Regions from separate parts of the Homo sapiens genome. Here region 1 is linked to region 2. A link is an interaction called in ENCODE POLR2A ChIA-PET data of the cell type or tissue named here. Cell type or tissue: IMR-90. All regions are shown on one strand. Each heading gives the region's core, and the rest is flanking DNA. Links, peaks and the distances in the headings are about the cores only.

What was found. Peaks named below come from ENCODE experiments on the same cell type or tissue, not always from the same donor. Only the 100,000 strongest peaks of a DNase experiment are listed, where the experiment ranks them.
Region 1: POLR2A ChIA-PET joins it to region 2 with 27 read pairs; 1 of 35 experiments calls an interaction of 5 or more read pairs at or near these places.

The regions. Positions count from the first base shown.
Region 1 is chr1:85,442,849-85,448,858 of GRCh38, reverse strand. All of the region lies in intron 1 of DDAH1 (dimethylarginine dimethylaminohydrolase 1), which reads left to right. Among named protein-coding and RNA genes, the nearest start is that of DDAH1, 19 kb to the left of the region's middle. In IMR-90, for the core only: no CTCF peak of the experiment used is centred there; DNase peaks (open chromatin) are centred at 1,488 and 2,748; H3K27ac peaks cover 1,101 bases.
Region 2 is chr1:85,317,620-85,323,629 of GRCh38, reverse strand. DDAH1 (dimethylarginine dimethylaminohydrolase 1) reads left to right here. Exons shown (of 6, transcript NM_012137.4): 6 at 2,062-5,145. The coding sequence ends at 2,178. Among named protein-coding and RNA genes, the nearest start is that of BCL10, 44 kb to the right of the region's middle. In IMR-90, for the core only: no CTCF peak of the experiment used is centred there; DNase peaks (open chromatin) are centred at 759, 1,869, 2,609 and 3,109; H3K27ac peaks cover 1,518 bases.

The sequences.
Region 1 (6,010 bases), core at 605-5,604, 120 kb before region 2:
TTGTAAAATTTGTAAAATTCTTTGCTGGCAGAAAAGAAATTTCACTGTGTTTAATTAAACAGATTAAAATGTGATTTTCTCAATTGTCAAAACTGTTTTTGATAGATTTCCTGTGTTTCGTGGGGTTTTTTTATAAAAGAAAAATTATTCACATTATTGTAATTCCATATTATGTAGAACAGGAACAAAGGAAGTGATGCAGATCCTTTGGCAGAAAGGTCATTTGAGTCACTGGAGTGTCCTGAACCATAGGGGAATTAGAGCTCCTATTGATGGGATGCAGAGCACATTTCTTCAGATTAAGACACCGCTCATTTATGTGGATGTTTTTCATCTGAATATTTGTGCCAAAGGAGAGCAACAGAGGGATACTCACTTGTAAACAAAGGGGGGTGGTACAAGGAGGAAATGAATACTTCATAGAACTCTAAAATAAACCAACCAGATTTTCAGAACCTCTCACTCTTAATAATTCCTGCCATTCCTTATCTCTTAGAGCAGAGATGATTGAGAGAATTAAAGAGTAGGCTTAGTAATGGTGAAAACACAAATTCTGATTGGTAATCCAGGATAACAACTTCAAAGTAATAGACCTTGGTGTTCTAACATAGGGGTGTCCGATCTTTCGGCTTCCCTGGGCCACATTGGAAGAAGAAGAATTGTCTTGGGCCACACATAAAATACTCTAACACAATAGCTGATGAGCTTAAAAAAATCACAAAAAAATCTCCTAATGTTTTAAGAAACTTTACAAATTTGTGTTGGGCCGCATTCAAAGCCGTCCTAGGCCACATGTGGCCCATGGGCCATGGGTTGGACAAGTTTGTTCTAACAAGAAAGGATGATGAAGATGCTGGCTCCTGACTACAATGGGTGGATATTTACTGCTGAACACACAGCACTGTATAGGGTCTCCAAGGCCTCCATGTCATCCTTGGGTTAATTAAAATAAGGGATGAATTTAGGGATGCAGCCGGCTCCTCTTTCTGATGATTCAGCGTGAAGGAAGAGGGTAGTTTTGCAGAGAAGAAATCCTTCCAGTGTTTCTGTCAAGGATTAGCCTGTTGATGAGGAAATTCAGACATCAAAGGTCAGTGTAGCTTTTGGTTAACATTTTGCATAATTCAGACTGACTAAACTTACAATTCCTGGTAACTCCATTTGAATCTTTGGCAAGCCTTGGAAGTAAACGGGAGCTACCTCCAGGCTCAGACTAGCAATCATATTACTAGGTCAATGATTTTACATTCTAGTCAGATTCCTTTAGGTTGCAAATAACTGAAACATATTCCTGCAAGAAGGAGGAGGAAGATTGTAAGGATAGACTCAAATAGAAACCACAGAATCATTAGGGACATGAAGTCTCTCTTTCTACTCATGCCATCTCTTCTCACTGTCCACTTGCTTCATTCAATTCTCTGGTTTATCTTAAGCTTCCTTGTGGCCCACTCGAGTTTACTTCATATTCCTGTAACTTAGCTGCTGTGGCTTTCTGACTCAGATTTCCAGTTTCTCAACTTAAAATGTTTAAATGGAGAGCCTCATGGGCCCATGCTAATTTTTTGATGCAGGCAACCAAGTGATATATAGCTGGCCAGCCTATAAATAGACTGAATTCAGTTCAGGTGCCCAGCTCTGGTTCAACCAGATGTAGCTTCAGAGGCCAAGATCAGAGTGGGTTTGCTTAGAGCAGCAGGCATATTTTTGCATATAAATAGGCAGGCAGTGATTGGTGTCTCCTGTGTAGCTGACCTCCTCATGCTAATAAATGAATCCAAACACTGACCTGTCATGAAAGAAAGAGTGCCTTGTGTGGGGAAGCCACATTCTGATCTTTTATTCCATTGAGTTTTAAAATTCAATGATGACCACCTTTCTTTCTTCCTGTTGAAAGGTGGCCTGTCCTATATCCTTTCAGTGAGACACACGTCTCTCCTATCCTAGGTGAAATTTAAGTATAATGTAAAATGCTGTTGCTGCAGGAATAGTGTACATCAGGAAGAAAAGGGGCAAATAGGAAGAGAGAAGGAGAAGAAGAAAGGAGGAGGAACTAACTGGAAATGAAATCCTCAGTTTCTACCCAGAAACTTGATACATCTCCATGACACTAAGCCATATGCTAGAGGATTGGGGGAGGGGTGGCAGGAGAATTGAGGGAGAGGGAGAGGAAGGGAGGTGGGATTGAAACAAGGGGGCAAATAACAGGAAGGAAAGGATTTTGGATATTAGGCCTCAAAAGGTAGAAATTCCACCTTGATGTCTTTGGCGTGATGTTGCCAAAGGATAGGACTTGGAATGGACATGATCAAGTGGGCCAGGTGGGTTTTCCATTTTCCTTTTTCCTGAAAGCCCACCAGTAGACAATTGATATGGTTAGGCCTTATGTCCCTACCAAAATCTCATCTTAAATTGTAATCCTCATAATCCCCACATGGCAAGGGAGAGACCAGGTAGAGGTAATTGAATCACGGGGGTGGTTTTCCCCATGCTGTTCTCATGATAGTCAGTGAGTTCTCATGAGATCTGATGGTTTATAAGGGGCTCTTCCCCCTTTACTCGGCACTTTTCCTGCCTTCTTGTGAAGAAGTTGCCTGGCTTCCCTTTCAGCTTCTGCCATGATCGTAAGTTTCCTGAGGCCTCCCTAGCCATGTTGAACAGTGAGTCAATTAAACCTCTTACTTTTATAAATTACCCAATCTCAGGCAATTCATAGCAGTATGAAAGCAGACTAATACAACAAGTCCATGAGCAATTGCTGGGGCGGTACAGCTCACAGCATGAATGTCTCAACTTCTGACATGCCACAGTCAGACATGCACCAGAAAATAAGTGTCTGGCTGTTCCTGATGTCCTTACTGGACTGTAATATTTTGAATTTGCCATTCTAACAAGTGGTCAGAATTGCAGATGGCATTTAACTATTGGGATTGCTTCATTTGGCTTTAAAATGTAACATGAAGTCAAGTGTGATGGCTTATGTCTATAATCCCAGTATTTTGGGAGGCCAAGGAGGGAGAATAGCTTGAGGCCAGGTGATTGAGACCAGCCTAGGCAACATGAAGAGACCCTGTCTCTTAAAAAAAAATTATCTGGGAATTGTGGTACACACTTATGGTCCCAGCTATTCAGGAGGCTGAGGCAGGATGATTGGGCTTAGGAGATCAAGGCTTCAATGAGCCATGTTTGCACCACTGCACTGCAGCCTGGGCAACAGAGCAAGACCCTGTCTCAAAAATAAATAAGTAGGTAAGTAAATTAATCCAATGTAACATGATATTTTCATTGAGCATATACCCTTTAGGAAGGACAGAAGGACCTCATTATTCTTTCACATATCTTCACTTGCTTTTTACGTTAACCGTCTGTCCTAAATTGATGCCATATAGTCTGGCGTGCAGATTCACATTTGTCAAGATTTCTAAATATTTGATCTTAAGGCACTGTCTAGTATTGCACAAATCACTAATCTTTTATGCTTTTTTCTTGATAATTAAAAAAGAGTATGCTTAAAACTCCTGAATTCATCCTCGTAACCTAGTTCAGATGCCCCTCCTCCTTGAAGCACCCCACACTCCTAGAGCTATCATGTCCCCCTGTGATGCTTAATACTGAGTGTCAACTTGCTTGGATTGAAGGATACAAAGTATTGATCCTGGGTGTTTCTATGAGGGTGTTGTCAAAGGAGATTAACATTTAAGTCAGTGGGCTGGGGAAGACAGATTCACCCTTAATCTGGGTGGGCACAGTCTAATCAGCTGCCAGCACGGCTAGAATATAAACAGGCTGAAAAATGTGAAAAGAGAGACTGGCCTAGGCTCCCAGCCTACATCTTTCTCCTGTGCGCGATGCTTCCTGCCCTAGAACATTGGACTCCAAGTTCTTCAGTTTTGGAACTTGGACAGGATCTCCTTGCTCCTCAGCCTACCAATGGCCTATTGTGGGACCTTGTGATTGTGTGAGTTAATACTTAATAAACTCCTTTTTATTTATATATCTATTCCATTAGTTCTGTTCCTCTAGAGAACCCTGACTAATCCCCCTACTTTGGTCAGCACATAGCGCTCCATATTGTCCTTACTTATTTGCATGGTTACTCACACATCTATGAACTCCTTTCCCACAGCACCTGTGACCTTTTCACTTCTGAGCCTCCAGCACAGAGCACAGTGAGGAGCACACAGTAGGCGCTCAGTGAATGTCTTGAATTGAGTAGACTATATTCAGTACAGTTTAGCACTCACAACATTCTCAGGACCTACCCTGTGGGGCCACATTGTAGGTGGAACTTTGACACAGGACTTGAGGTCAGGATGCCTGTGGTTAAGCCTAGCCTTGTTCTTAAGAGTATGTGGCTTTGCCTGGGAGAGACACAACAAAAAAAGAGAATTTTAGACCAATATCCTGGATGAACATCAATGCAAAAGTCCTCAATAAAATACTGGCAAACCAAATCCAGCAGCACATCAAAAAAGCTTATCCACCATGATCAAGTGGGCTTCATCACTGGGATGTAAGGCTGGTTCTACAAATGCAAATCAATAAACGTAATCCATCCTGTAAACAGAACCAAAGACAAAAGCCACATGATTATCTCAATAGATGCAGAAAAGACCTTCGACAAAATTCAACAGCCCTTCATGCTAAAAACTCTCAATAAATTAGGTATTGATGGGATATATTTCAAAATAATAAGAGGTATTTATGACAAAACCACAGCCAATATCATACTGAATGGGCAAAAACTGGAAGCATTTCCTTTGAAAACTGGCACAAGGCAGGGATGCTCTCTCTCACTACTCCTGTTCAACATAGTGTTGGAAGTTCTGGCCAGGACAATCAGGCAGGAGAAAGAAATAAAGGGTATTCAATTAGGAAAAAAGGAAGTCAAATTGTCCCTGTTTGCAGATGACATGATTCTATATTTAGAAAACCCCGTCGTCTCAGCCCAAAATCTCCTTAAGCTGATAGGCAACTTCAGCAAAGTCTCAGGATACAAAATCAATGTGCAAAAATCACAAGCATTCTTATACACCAATAACAGACAAACAGAGAACCAAATAATGAGTGAACTCCCCTTCACAATTGCTTCAAAGAGAGTAAAATACCTAGGAATCCAACTTACAAGGGATGTGAAGGACCTCTTCAAGGAGAACTACAAACCACTGCTCAACGAATAAACAAATGGAAGAACATTCCATGCTCATGGATAGGAAGAATCAATATTGTGAAAATGACTATACTGCCCAAGGTAATTTATAGATTCAATGCCATCCCCATCAAGCTACCAATGACTTTCTTCAGAGAATTGGAAAAAACTACTTTAAAGTTCATATGGAACCAACAAAGAGCCCCCATTGCCAAGACAATCCTAAGCCAAAAGAACAAAGCTGGAGGCATCATGCTACCTGACTTCAAACTATACTACAAGGCTACAGTAACCAAAACAGCATGGTACTGGTACCAAAACAGAGATATAGACCAATGGAACAGAACAGAGCCCTCAGAAATAATACCACACATCTACAACCATCTGATCTTTGACAAACCTAACAAACATAAGAAATGGGGAAAGGGTTACCTATTTAATAAATGGTGCTGGGAAAACTGACTAGCCATATGTAGAAAGCTGAAACTGGATCCCTTCCTTACACCTCATACAAAAATTAATTCAAGATGGATTAAAGACTTAAATGTTAGACCTAAAACCATAAAAATCCTAGAGAAAAACCCAGACAATACCATTCAGGACATAGGCATAGGCAAGGACTTCATGTCTAAAACACCAAAAGCAATGGCAACAAAAGCCAAAATTGACAAATGGGATCTAATTAAACTAAAGAGCTTCTGCATGACAAAAGAAACTACCATCACAGTGAACAGGCAGCCTACAGAATGGGAGAAAATTTTTGCAATCTACCCATCTGACAAAGGGCTAATATCCAGAATCTACAAAGAACTTAAACAAATTTACAAGAAAAAAATCAACCCCATCAAAAAGTGGGCAAAGGAT
Region 2 (6,010 bases), core at 283-5,282:
GAAAGAAGAAACTGCCCGTGCTAGGTAGCAAAAAGCTCTTCATTGAAAAGATAGAGCAGGTAGTAATATGGTACACTCGAAATCAGCCAACTGGTCGCTCCAGGAGTCTCTGTGTTTGTGTTCCAATAAGGGAGCTCTCTCTGGATCTGGAATGCTTTTCCTGGTCTAAGAAAATCTCCCTTGTTTTTCAGCATACTCTGCCAGTCTCATCTATATACTTTAGTAATTTCGATTTTACCCTACCAAGCAAACATAACAGTGCTCGTCCATAGATTCTTCAAGTGTCCATATCTTCTAGGCACTCAGCATCTCATCTCTGCCCGGAGGAACAAGATATTTATACTATGCATTACAGAAGAGCCTTTAGTAATCATTGATCTTTTTTTTTTGTCTTAAGCTTCGCAAATATTAGAAAATATTTTATACTACCTTTTAAATATGCAATATGATATAATTACTAGGTTCACTCTCTAATCACAGCCTCTTTCTGAGCAGATAAAAAGAAAAAGGTGAGGGAATACATAGATAATTTTTTCTATTTCCATGGCTGAAAGTGTGAACCTGAGGAAAATAGAGTACTCCTGACCCAGAACTGGGGCTTACCCAGCTCTTAGATGAGTAATGGATCTCATACTTTAATGCACATCAGGGTTGCTAAAAATGCAAGTTCCTGGACCCCCACCCTAGAATCTGCAATATCAACAAGCACCCAGTCACAGAACTCACTTTGAGAAATACAGGTCTGAATCATTCATCCCTCTTTAGCCACATTGATCATCTGACCTACCAGATGATTATTCACTGCCCCCCTGATTCAGCCGTTTGTCTCTCAAAAATAACAATAGTATTAATAATATCCCTGTTTACTGAGGGCTTCCCCGGTGCCAGGCAGGGTGCCAGGCATCCCAGGTGTATTATCTTATTCAGTCCTTGTAACAGCCCTATGGGGGCAACATTACTATTCCAATATTACAGAGAAGTAAACCGAGGCTCAGAGGGAATGTCACTTCACTGAAATAATTCTTTAAGTAGTAGGTTGACAGAACTGGGTTTGGGACCCTACTCTGGCTCCAACACTCTTAATTAACCACTGTGCTGAATTTTAAGAAACGCAGTGCTTCCTAAAGAAGCACAGGAGATTGTTATTAGGCAGTACACTTTCAAGTGATTCTGTTTTTAAAAATATGCTTTGTTTGATCATCACAGAACAATCTATGAACTGTTAATTGAAGTTTTGACATATGCTTTCTATTAGTGTCAAAAGATGCTAATAAAATTCATACCTGTAATTTAAAAGCAGTTTAACCTGAAATACTTAAGTTATATCTTGTCAAATTTTTCCAGCAGTGTTGGTAAGAAAATAAACCTAAAGTATAGTTGAGAGGGTTTTAAACTGTGAAGAGAAGGCCTAGTGTGGTGGCTTATGCCTGTTTAATACCAGCACTTTGGAAGGCCAAGGCAGGATGATCACTTGAGCCCAGGAACCCAAGACCAGCCCTGGCAAAATAGTGAGACCCTGTCTCCACAGAAAATAAAAAATAAAAATTAGCCAGGGATAGTGGTGTGTATCTGTTGTTTGTCCCAGGTACTTAGGAGGCTGAGGTGGGAGGATCACTTGAGCCTGGGAAGTTGAGGCTGCAGTGAGCCATGGTCGCGCCACTGTACACCAACCTGGACGACAGAGCAAGACCCTGTCTCCAAAAATATATAAATAAATAAAAATAAAGTGTGAAGAGAAAGTAATATTCAGACTGACACATGGTCACCAACTTCCATGTACCACTTAATCTAGCAATGACAATGGCAGAGTAAAGGCATCTCTAGCAAAACCACATTTCTGACACATCTTTGGCCTTGAGGTTAAAGCACAGGGCTAGTGGTTAACCAGTTCCCACCAGCTCTATAGGGATGACTGTGGGCATGTGTGTGGTTGAGACTGCCTGTGTGTCTTGGGATTAAATGAATGAAAAGCCTAGATGTACAAATCAAATTGATTCTCCACTTCTGAGGATGGTAAAACATAATCCTTCTTTTCTTCCTTTTCCTTGATTCCCACTGTAGGTTTATGAGAAACTGAAGGACCATATGCTGATCCCCGTGAGCATGTCTGAACTGGAAAAGGTGGATGGGCTGCTCACCTGCTGCTCAGTTTTAATTAACAAGAAAGTAGACTCCTGAGCTGCAGAGTCCCCCCCGGTAGCCGGCAAGACCGCACAGGCAAGGCCGATGACTCTGTGCCCACTCCTGTTGTTTTCCTTGACAATCTACTGTGCCACTGTGCTACTAACTCTTGTTTACAAAATTTGATTCTAAGTTGAATTGCTTCATTCAACACCCCCACCCTCCCTCCCCTCGAGGTGGTACCTAAGCTGTGGATTTGCTAAATGAATTAAGCAACCTAGAAGATACAGAGCTAATGAATTATCAAAATGTGATTAATCCCAGTAAGGAAACACTCATTTAGTGTCTGTATTTTTGGTGTGAAAATTATTTAGTTGCCAGTATATTCTGAAGAATGTCTTCTTGATCAGTCAGATAAGCTTGCTTTTTTTTTTTTTTTTTTTCATGAATCATGTTTGGTTCCTGTGAAAGTCCCTGGTCCAGGGATCCTCCTCCTTTCTCTTTTACTTCTGAATTCTGAAATTCAGTTAGTTACTTTTGCCTTTCGCTCTTCTATCACAGCCACCTTGACCTTGGGTAAAACCCAAGGTCTTTCCTTCTGGCTACCTTCCTGCAGGTCCACCCTGTCTGCCATTGGTCTCCTCTGCCTCTGACTACATCTGCCACCAACAACCCTCCCCTCACCCCTGCCAGGGGCAGACAGGCTTCTCAGCAGAACTGTGACTGAAATCAGAGCTGCTGTCTGGGGCAGTGTTAACTACACAGAGGCACATCCTGACAGGGTTTGCCCCAGAGATCTAAATTCCAGAAGGAGGGCACCACACCTAGGAAGGTAAATCCAGTATCAGAAGGTTGCTAAAAGATTAAAGATCAAGAAGCTTGGAAACATCCCATGGGTACAATGTCTTAGAAAGTCTTTAAGTCACATACCATGAATTTTTGCTTCATTACTGACCATATATGACCTTGGAGGAACTCTTTTTTTTTTTTCCTTCTACTCATTTCTGTTTCCACCTACCCTGACTCACCGTATTTCCAGTCTTCTACCCCTGCAGTTATCCTAGTCCAGCAAAGTCATTTCTTTCAAAAGAGACATCATGTCTGAAAATAATTACTGGTAGTCTAATATGAGCCAGAGTAAACAGCTCCTCATGGTCAATGAACATGTTCAGGAAGCGATCACCTTGATGCTTGAACCCAACCCCAGACAGTGGACAATTCTACTTTGAAATATCCGTGAATATTTACTGTGGGATCCAATTTAAACTTCTTTCTTCTCTAGCCTTTAAATTACACAACTTTGAACTGACACGGATCTCTTACAAAGAACAATGCGGCACTGAAGGAAGAGATGATTCCTTTACTCAAACCTGCAGGAATCAGCCTATTAACAGGCAGGGGAAACGGTACTTTCCAATGAATGGTAACTGATCCAGGCACATTATCACACTTCCTAGTCATCTCCACCTTTCCTGTATTGCCTGTGGCTTGTTGTTTAAGATTAAGAATCAAAGAGATTAAGAAGTATCACTTCAAATCTTGCTCTGCTCACTTCTATGTTTGCAGTCAAATTATTCCTTATGTTGGTGACCTAAAGAGAATTACTTTCATTCATTTCATTTCCCCCGTAGCAGATGGAAGGAGAAACCTCTGAGAAAATGAAAACATCCTTAACCACTATCTTTCCCTTTTATTTGATTATTTTATGTCAGAAATTTGCAAAAGTTTTTTTCTCCTCCTTCTCTTCCTTGTTGCTTAACTTTTTAATTCATGCCATATGCAGATATCCAATTATGTGCATCCTGTGAATAAACCACGTCTTGGTCACTGTCATATTTTGAACCATCTCATCAGAGATGAATAATATCTTTTTACCAGAGAGAGAACGAATGTTAGCCACATGCCCAAGTTAACAAAGAAAAAATGTTCTCAAGGTTGTCCTTTTGGGTTAAATCTGGCCCTTCCTTGGCAAAAGCAAAAATTCTCCCTGTGAGAGCTCAACATCTCAAATACAACCACAGGAAAAATGGCCCAATCTGCCAGTTTAGGCTTACCAGCATATAATTTTTAATATCTTTACTTCTATCATCCCAAATCAAAGAACTCTTCTCTATTATGTTTAATCAATTGCAAGCAAATAGATTTTTCTTTGTAACAATTTGTTCTGCAGAAGGCTGTTTTTCACTTTTCCTTTCTTTTGCTTCTTTCTGTCTTTCCTTCTCTTTTGTCTGGAGAAATCACTTAGACTCTGTGTGCCTCTTCTACATTGCATTCTGCTCTGCTATGTTACCTGCTAGGCTGGCTTCTTTGGACTCCCTATATGATTGATGATGTGAAAACCTAAATTACTTGCAGCATAGTATTACTTCTTTGATGTTCTCATTAGCATAATGTTATTTTTGAAAAGGAAAGATACTATCACATAAGTTTTCCTCATCTGTTGTGATATACACCAATGGATAAACTAACGGAAACTGCTTTTTGACATTAAAAGACAGGAGAAATTATATTTAACTAAGTAAAAGTTAAGTCAGAATTACTTGGGTGATGTGATTCAATTTAGTTAAAGGATGATATAGAGAAAATACATTATTTAGCATTATTTCTTCAGCTATAATGAATTGCTATAGAAATCAGGCAGATCTTTCTAATGTGTATTGATTGGTCTTTTCAGCTACTCTGAACAGATTACTAAGGCCATCTCCTCATCTCTAAGGGAGAAAAATAGTCTGTAGATGAATAATGTAAGGTAAAGAGTTGCATGTCAGTCTTTGTAATTATTTACACTTTAACTTTCTCCAGAACTCAGACATGATTTCAACATGGTGTTAGATTTGTGCATTTTATTTTCCTGACCACCTCATTCCAGCCAATGTATGGTTATCCACTCTGTGTGCCAAAACCAATCATGCCTTTCACGGCCCTTTAGTTCAGAGAAGTTCTGCACTGATTTTTAGTCTCTTGATGTCTCAATCTTACATGTATACCAATCACAATGGAATAAAGTGTTGAGTTGTACTGTGATCAACAGTGTATGTCTCTTTTCTTTGCAACAGAAACTGCCATGGGGAATGAAGTCATCATTTCTTTGCTGTCAGTCATGGGATATTTTCTCTCTTGTCCCTTAGGCTATGAACTTAGAAAAATACCATACCTGTAAATCAATTGCCATCAAAGCTTGGGTTAAAATAATATTTGAAGTGATACTTCATACTTCAGGCACTTAAAAAGTGTGCATAGTATGTACACCAGGTCAGGAGAGCTTGAGTTCCCCTGTGCCTCTCCTCAAAACGGCGTCCCTTCATCCCTTTCACTGTTAACCATATTCAGCACATAGTCAGTTATGTGGTTCAGTTATGGAGGCAGGTAAATGATTTTTTTATTTGCTCATTCATACAAGAGTTTGTTTTTGTTATATAGTAAGCATCTTTTAGCAAATTTGAAGGTTTTTTTAAATGAGGCTTTTTTCAACAAGTTTTTTCAATCTGTATTGTTTTCTTTCAATGATTGTAAAAATAACTGCTTACTGTTAAAATCCAAGCAACACAAAAAACTAAGTAAATTTAAAAACTACCCCACAATTTTATCACCCAGAGATAACTATTATTAACATTTCAGAGAATAATCACAGATCTGTAAATAGATAGCAGTATAAATATGCAATAATTTTACATAATCATGCTGTTCTGTAGTCTGCTTCCTTCGACTTAGCAATATTGTTGGCCGCTTTCCATCTCAACAAATGTAGATCTACATCATCAGTTTTAACAGCCCTGAATATTCTACAACACGGTTATTCAAGCAGCTCGTTCTAAATTATACATAGTGTTATGTCACAGATAGTCAATATGCCCACATTGCTATTAGCCAGGGGTCTTCAGTCTATCAA